Regions from separate parts of the Homo sapiens genome. Here region 2 is linked to region 1. A link is an interaction called in ENCODE POLR2A ChIA-PET data of the cell type or tissue named here. Cell type or tissue: B cell. All regions are shown on one strand.

Region 1 (4,000 bases):
TCCGCCCATCTCGGCCTCCCAAAGTGCTGAGATTCCAGGTGTGAGCCACCGCGCCCAGCCTGTGGTGTTGTTCTTATACTGAAGACTCATCTGGAAGCTGTTTTTCTCTCATTAAAAGCGGGGACAGTCAGAATTGTTACCAGTGAGGAAACACTCTGGCGACCCTGTTCTTATGCACCCCAGTAGTTGTGTGTGTATCACCTGCTGCTTGCCAGCAGCCCCTGGGCTCAGTGCTCAGGACAGGCCTCAGTTTGGTACCATCCACAGGCAAGCTGGGTATGACTCACAAGAGACCATAAAGACTCAGTACGCGCACTGTCATGGCTGGGGCACTGGGAGTGTCATACCCTTTCCAGGTGTCCACACCTAATTAGTGGGTCATCTTGGCAGAGGGTGGGGGCATGTTGGAGCTGTAGAAAGCTGGGGTCATTTCTAGCCACAGAAGAATTTGCTTTTGCTCCCAGCTAAACCCAAGGCTTTCCCCAAGGGCCAGCACTGTTACCAGAGCCTCCTTTTCTAGATTTCATGCGGACAGTACATTGTGCCGGCCCTGGTAAGTTTGGTCCTGATGGTGAGGTTGACTGATTGTCCCCAGATTTCCCTTTTCACCGTCTGCAGTCTCCTCTAAGAGGAAAGGGGAGCACGTTTCAGTGGCTCCACGTATGTGGATTATATTCTCATCCTCAAATCAAAGACCTTTATACTCAGTCCTGCATTCTTCCTGCATGGCCGTTTGTGTATGTCAGGATGCCATTTGGGAAACAAAATCCACTCTAATTATTCCTAAGCTTAGTGGATTTTAACATGGAAGGAGAAGCCTAAATCAGCAGTGTCTGGGCTGGGTCTCCAGGAATAACTCTTGACCTCGAAGCATTGACCCACCTAGGGAGCTGCTGTGTCTGCTCCATGAAGAAGGTCTGGAGGCGGCATCCACCCCCTGCACTCATATCTTTGGGTTCGTGTAGACAGTACTGCAGACCCTTTCTAGGGAGGAGAGGCCTGGGCTCAAGACATAGCAGCCTCTGCCAGAAGTGTTTCTTCAGGATGCAGCTGTGCCTGCCAGTGCCAACACCCTCAGCAGCTCAAATCGGCCTCCATCCCCTGCCCTGCCAGTAGCATGAGTGTGTCTGTTTGAGGGAACTCGGTTCACGTCTAGGATCCTGGCTGCACGGGAGTCAGAGTAGAGGATTAGAGCTTCTTGTCACTGTAGGGCAGGATGTCCTGCCCAGGGGACAGGCAGGGTGAGGTGAGCAGTAGGGCTTTGGTGGTGAGAACTTTCCTGAAACAGCCCCTCCTACGTGCTCAGCAAGAGGGAAAGGGCGTTCCACTGGCCCCCCTAGATGGGTAAGAGCACTTGGCCAGAAGGTGGGAGGAACCACGTTTGAAACTGTTGGAGCAGAAATTGTCTAGATGTAAGTTCTGAGCTGGCAGGTGAGAGGCTTGTCAGGTTCTTAGGCCCCCAGGACAGAGAATTGGATTGTGTTCAATCCTTGGTGTGTGTCACACGCATTGGTCATGCATAGCCTGCTTTTCTCTGTTAGTTACTTGTAACAACCTACTGAGCAATGCAAATCCTCCTCCACATGAAGGCTCCACCTTGGCAGTGGCCTACATTGGTCGCGTCAGCTTGAGAGAGCATCATGCCCCTAGTGCTGTCTAAATGTTCACTGCCTCACGTAACCCTCACAACAGCACAGTCAGATGTGGGCTCTGGTGACTCTGCTTCAGAAGAGAAAGCTGCAGCCCCCAGATAGTAAGTAAGGTCCCCAGGTCTTGCAGTCAGCACATGGTGTGGCTGTGGCAGCCCCCAGATAGTAAGGAAGGTCCCCAGGTCTTGCAGTCAGCACATGGTGTGGCTGTGGCAGCCCCCAGATAGTAAGGAAGGTCCCCAGGTCTTGCAGTCAGCACATGGTGTGGCTGTGGCAGCCCCCAGATAGTAAGGAAGGTCCCCAGGTCTTGCAGTCAGCACATGGTGTGGCTGTGGCAGCCCCCAGATAGTAAGGAAGGTCCCCAGGTCTTGCAGTCAGCACATGGTGTGGCTGTGGCAGCCCCCAGATAGTAAGGAAGGTCCCCAGGTCTTGCAGTCAGCACATGGTGTGGCTGTGGCAGCCCCCAGATAGTAAGGAAGGTCCCCAGGTCTTGCAGTCAGCACATGGTGTGGCTGTGGCAGCCCCCAGATAGTAAGGAAGGTCCCCAGGTCTTGCAGTCAGCACATGGTGTGGCTGTGGCTGTGTTCACGCTCCAGGAGACTCCACTAAACACCCAGCAGGGAGAGACACAGCACATCAGCTGGGAGGTGGAGTGACTTGGGAAGTGGGCTTGACTGACTGGGAGAGGTGCACAGATCCTCTGTGGGTGGGAGGAGGGTGGGGCCTCTGCTGCTCACCAGAGGGTTCCACAGAGGGTGTCACACGTCAGAAAAAAGAAATGGCTTCGTTTATCACTTATATCAAACTGATTGCTTCTTTCTCTTTTGTTTTTCTCCTTCTGTTTACAAGATTGTTGACGGTGAGTGGTTTCGTTTCCTTTTTCACTGGGTTTGGAGAGGAAACTGGCATAGGTGAGAGCCGCGGTGCTGCAGGTCTTGCCAGACCATCCCCAAGGGCTTGGAGCGCTCCAAGCAGGAAGATGCCTTCGCAGATGCTGTGGTCAGACCCACACAGCCAGTCCCCCTTGTGCCTGCTGAAGAAACTTCACCACTATCATTGAGCACTGAGCTATAGTCCTTTCTTGTGGCCTACCAGATTTTGGAGAAGGCTGGTAGCTCACAGCAGGGGTTGGGGGGTTTCTCCTGGGAAGATAAGATAGTGGCCTCCAGAGCTGGGCAGAACCTTCTGGGTTATAGCTGAGCATGGCAGCAGTTTGTCTCTGGGGGTCCCAGGCAGGGAAGGAAGAGGGTCTTAAGAGGCGTCAGGATGGGAGTGGTGAGGATGGTAAGAGTAGAGAGCCTCCAACCTGAAAATGTGACCTCTTACCTTAGAAAGAAGAAGACCAAGGAGGAATGCTAGGAGGCTGCCCCAGGACCATGCTGACAGCTGTGTGGTGAGCAGTGACGATGAGGAGTTGTCCAGGGACAGAGACGTATATGTGACTACCCATACTCCCAGAAACGCCAGGGATGAGGGCGCTACAGGCCTCAGGTACCAACGTGCCCCCAGCTCTGCTGCCGCCATGCTAGGATGTGGGGCCAGGGCATGGGAATACTTTTCAGCAAATCTGTGAGCCCTTGGCCCTGGAAGGGCTTGCCCAAGCCTCTACCCAGCATCTGGATACAGTTGGAACTGGGTCCAGAACTGAGTCCAGCTATTCCCACTGTAACCAGAGGATGCCAAGCGCTGACACAGTGTGTGCAGACAGTCCCAGTGGCCCCAGACAGGGATCCTGGGGCTGGTAGGGGCCTGGGGGAGGGCAGGGTGACTCAGGTTGTGTGCACCTTCTCATGTTCACCCTCCCACATGCCCTTGGGGCAGTTGGCTTTCCTGAAAGTCTCTCGGATGCCCGCGCTAAGGCAGAGTCAGGAGGCCAGGGACGGGACTCTTGTAGGGGATAGGGGCCACTCACGTGACAGGGTATAATAAAATGTTTGCGTTGACTGAGAAACTAACGTGAAGCACTGTGCTCTTAGGCCCTCAGGTACTGTCAGTTGTCCCATCTGCATGGACGGATACTCAGAGGTAAGTAAACCAAGCTGTATCTTCCAGGCTTCTGGTTTCTAAACTTCACTGAAAGAATTGGATGAGACAGGATCTTCCCCCTCGGTGGGATTGGACACCCCTACTCACAGTCATGCCTGGGCCGTCACTTATTGCAGATCTGCCTGTGAGGGGAGAATGTGCCAGTTTCTCCTTGGACCCTACAACTTTCACCTTCAGCCCCTATACTCCTGTATGCCCTGAGCTTCCGGGTGCAAATGCGTCCTCCTTTTTTGTGCCCCATCCTGGCTCTAACTGAAAGCTGCTAGTGTTTACTGGGGTCCCTCATAACCCTCTTGGGCTGTCAC
Region 2 (4,000 bases), 70 kb before region 1:
GGCATTTTCTGGCAGATACCTGGAGACTGAGTTGGGGCCAGCTTCCCTGGAAACCAGAAACCAAACCCCAGAAACCAGAAACCAAACCCTGGAAACAAGAAGTCACTGGTGTCTGCTCTTCTATTACTATCTTGACATTTTTTTTTTTTTTAAGACGGGGTCTCGCTCTGTCGCCCAGGCTGGAGTGCAGTGGTGCAATCTCGGCTCACTGCAACCTCTGCCTCCTGGGTTCAAGTGATTCTCCTGCCTCAGCCTCCCAAGTAGCTGGGATTACGGCATGTGCCATCACGCCTGGCTAATTTTTGTATTTTAGTAGAGACAGGGTTTCACCATGTTGGCCAGGCTGGTCTCGAACTCCTGACCTCAGGTGATCCGCCTGCCTCGGCCTCCCAAAGTGTTGGGATTACAGGCGTGAGCCACTGCGCCCAGCTTGACATTCTTTTTTTTTTTTTTTGAGACGGAGTCTCGCTCTGTCGCCCAGGCTGGAGTGCAGTGGCAGGATCTCGGCTCACTGCAAGCTCCGCCTCCCGGGTTCACGCCATTCTCCTGCCTCAGCCTCCCAAGTAGCTGGGACTACAGGCGCCCGCCACTACGCCCGGCTAATTTTTTGTATTTTTAGTAGAGACGGGGTTTCACCGTTTTAGCCGGGATGGTCTCGATCTCCTGACCTCGTGATCCGCCCGCCTCGGCCTCCCAAAGTGCTGGGATTACAGGCGTGAGCCACCGCGCCCGGCCGACATTCTTAATAATTGCTGAACAGGCGGGGCATGGTGCCTCACGCCTGTAATCCCAAAACTTTGGGAGGCCAAAGCTGGAAGTTTGCTTGAGCCCAGGAGATCAAGACCAGCCTGGGCGACAGAGCAAAACCCCATCTCTACAAAAAAATATTTTTTTTCTTTTGAGGTGGAGTCTCACTCTGTCCCCCAGGCTGGAGTGCAGTGGCGTGATCTCCGCTCACTGCAAGCTCTGCCTCCCAGGTTCATGCCATTCTCCTGCCTCAGCCTCCCGAGTAGCTGGGACTACAGGCGCCCGCCACCACACCTGGCTAATTTTTTTTGTATTTTTAGTAGAGACAGGGTTTCACCATGTTAGCCAGGATGGTCTCGATCTCCTGACCTTGTGATCCACCCGTCTCAGACTCCCAAAGTGCTGGGATTACAGGCGTCAGCCACCGCGCCCGGCCAAAATTTTTTTTAAATTAGCCTGGCATGGTGGTGCTTACCTGTAATTCCAGCCACTCACGAAGTTGAAGCAGGAGGATCACTTGAGCCCAGGAGTTTGAGGCTGCAGTGAGCCATGATTGTGCCACTGCACTCCAGCCTGGGTGACAGAGCAAGACCCCTTCCTAAATGATAATAATAATAATAATATAATAATAATAATAATTGTTGAGGCCGGGCACAATAATCCAGCAGTTTGGGAGGCCGAAGTGGGTGTATCCCTTGAGGTCAGGAGTTTGAGACCAGCCTGACCAACACGGTGAAACCCCGTCTCTATTAAAAATAGAAAAAAATTAGCCGGTCATGGTGGCACGCGCCTATAATCCCAGCTACTCAGGAGGCTGAGGCAGGAGAATCACTTGAACCTGGGAGGCGGAGGTTGCAGTGAGCTGAGATGGCGCCATTGCACTCCAGCCTGGGCGACAGAGCGAGACTCCATCTCAAAAAAAAAAAAAAAAAAATTGTTGAACAAAGATCCATGTTTTGTCTTGCCCTGGGTCCCACAGTGGTGGAGGTGGCCCTGGATCAATCTCGGCCTGCAGAGCCCCAAAGCGCCAGCCCAGGACAGAGTGCTCAGGGGCTGCTGCAGGGACTCCCTAGGAATTTGGGGCGCTGGCCACACAGCACCGTTGGGGACAGGGTGGTGCCCCCAACACTGGTGCCTGCACACTTACCAACTCAGAGAGCCTCTGGAGGCAGATCCATGTGAATTGCCCACGTAAATCCCCAAGGGAACTGCCCAGGAGACTGCCTCCCTCCATCCCACACCCCATGCCCCGCTGGGCCATGCCTATCCCATTGGGGTCCTTCTTCCTGCCTCGGGGCTCCAGGAAGAGGCCAGCCTGGGCCTTGAAGAAGGGGAGCAAGCTACTGGGACGCCACCTTGTGGCCTCTCCAGGGAAGCCCCTGGGCCACACCTTGGGTGCTGGTACCACCATGGTCAGGAGTGGTGGGCGGTGACATGGTGTGGCTCCCAGGAGGTGGCGCTCCTCACTCTGCAGGGAGTGGCCCTGAGACACCTGTAGGGGGCTGATGGCCCCACAGCTCCAGGGAATCTGCCCGCTGGCAGAGGGGGAGTCAGACCCACCGCAAAGCCCCACCCCAACTCCAGCAGGTTCCGGGTAGGGCTGTCCCACCACACCCCAGTGAGGATGGGGGCCTCAATACAGGGCTGTGTCCTGGTGGGAGCACCCCAGCTGAGACGCTGAGTGTGGGGATGGGGTTTGGAGATGGAGGGATTGGGTGGGGGCAGGGACCAGTGCTGAGTCTGTCCCAGGGGACTCAGGAAAGCACAAAAGGTCTGCTCCCAAATGGGGGTGGCCAGAAGGAAGGTAAGTAGAGACCCCAGCCTCGGGGCAGGGAAAATGGCCCCCTTGAGGGAGGAAGCAGTAACAGCGTGCAGCTGAAATGGGAAGGGGTGGGAAAGGGGGTGGAAGCAGCTGCGGAAGGCTCTAGAGGGATCCCTGGTTTCCTCTGCATGGAGAAGAGAAGGGCGTGGAGGCCCGAGGGGAGGCTGCTGGGGAGGGTGGCCACCCTGGGGAGGCACAGCAGTGACTGCAGGCCCTGCCTGGCCGGCACACAGAAGCCGCCATCCTGCCCACCATTACCCCCGCTCAGCCCGTGCCTCCTCGGCCACCTCCCAAGTCAACTCCCTGCCCCCAAGACCACCATTCAGGATGTGCTTCTGGGGCCGTCACCATGGAGCCCCGGACCCTCGGCTCCCCATCCAACTGGCTTTCGGGAAGTTGACTGGACAAGGCCCTCCAAGCTGAGGATGTGCCGCCAGCTTCTCAGGCACCCCCTCCCCACGGCAGCCCACCCAGGGACCCCGGGGGCTGCTCCTCCCAGCTGGAAGGGGAGCCAAGGTCCAGGCCTCCAGCACCAGCATCAGAGTTCCGTGGTGACAGTCCCAGAAGCACACCCTGCGCGGTGGCCTTGGGGGCAGGGAGCTCACTGGGGGTGCTGGGGGCCTTGGGGGCAGGGAGCTCACTGGGGTGCTGGGGGCCTTGGGGGGAGCCACTGGGGGTGCTGGGGGCCTTGGGGGCAGGGAGCTCACTGGGGTGCTGGGGGCCTTGGGGGGAGCCACTGGGGGTGCTGGGGGCCTTGGGGGCAGGGAGCTCACTGGGGGTGCTGGGGACTTTGCCCGGTGAGGGGTTGGGCCCAGGGCTCCGGCCCCCTGACAGCCCCCGTCCACCCCAGTTCCTCAGGTTCTTCTTCAACCCCCTGCACCTGTGCTCATGGATCAAGGATGAGTGGAGCCTCATCTACGAGCCAGCCCACGTGAAGGAGAACTGGATCGACCCCCTGATGAGGTAGGCTGGATGGGGGGCTCTGGGGGCCCTGAATGGCATCTGCACCCCATTCCAGGTGCCTCCACGGGCACGGGAGCTCCACGTTCCCCTTCCTGCTCCCAGAAGCTCTATGAGTGTCAGTAATCACTCCGTGTTCGGATGAGATCTTCGGAGAAGCCCCAAGTCCCAGGCTGGCCCCACAGCCTCGCGGGGAGGAAAAGACGTGGTCCAACTGCCCAAGCCCCAGCCTGGGCTCCCTCCATGCCAGTCAGCTGACACGTGGCGGGTGGCTGAAGGCCATTTCAGGACTGGCTGAGTGAATGGGGCAGAGCCGGCCCTTCTGTGCTGGAGCCTACATGCTGGCTGGGGCTGCGTCAGTGGTTCTAGTCCTGTGGGGACTCTGCAGGGCCTTTGGCCTCTCTGCAGATCCCAAGAGTGCGGAGTAGGGGTGAGGGTGGAGGGAGCTGAGGAAGCCACAGATCAGTTCCT

Evidence for each region. Peaks named below come from ENCODE experiments on the same cell type or tissue, not always from the same donor. Only the 100,000 strongest peaks of a DNase experiment are listed, where the experiment ranks them.
Region 2: POLR2A ChIA-PET joins it to region 1 with 5 read pairs; 4 of 35 experiments call an interaction of 5 or more read pairs at or near these places.

What each region holds. Positions count from the first base shown.
Region 1 is chr4:2,509,458-2,513,457 of GRCh38, forward strand. RNF4 (ring finger protein 4) reads left to right here. Exons shown (of 8, transcript NM_002938.5): 5 at 2,499-2,508; 6 at 2,981-3,140; 7 at 3,626-3,674. Among named protein-coding and RNA genes, the nearest start is that of FAM193A, 25 kb to the right of the region's middle. In B cell, no CTCF peak of the experiment used is centred here; a DNase peak (open chromatin) is centred at 2,464; H3K27ac peaks cover 2,978 bases.
Region 2 is chr4:2,439,711-2,443,710 of GRCh38, forward strand. CFAP99 (cilia and flagella associated protein 99) reads left to right here. Exons shown (of 16, transcript NM_001193282.4): 5 at 3,420-3,532. Among named protein-coding and RNA genes, the nearest start is that of CFAP99, 23 kb to the left of the region's middle. In B cell, CTCF peaks have their summits at 2,124 (motif pointing left) and 2,325; a DNase peak (open chromatin) is centred at 2,131.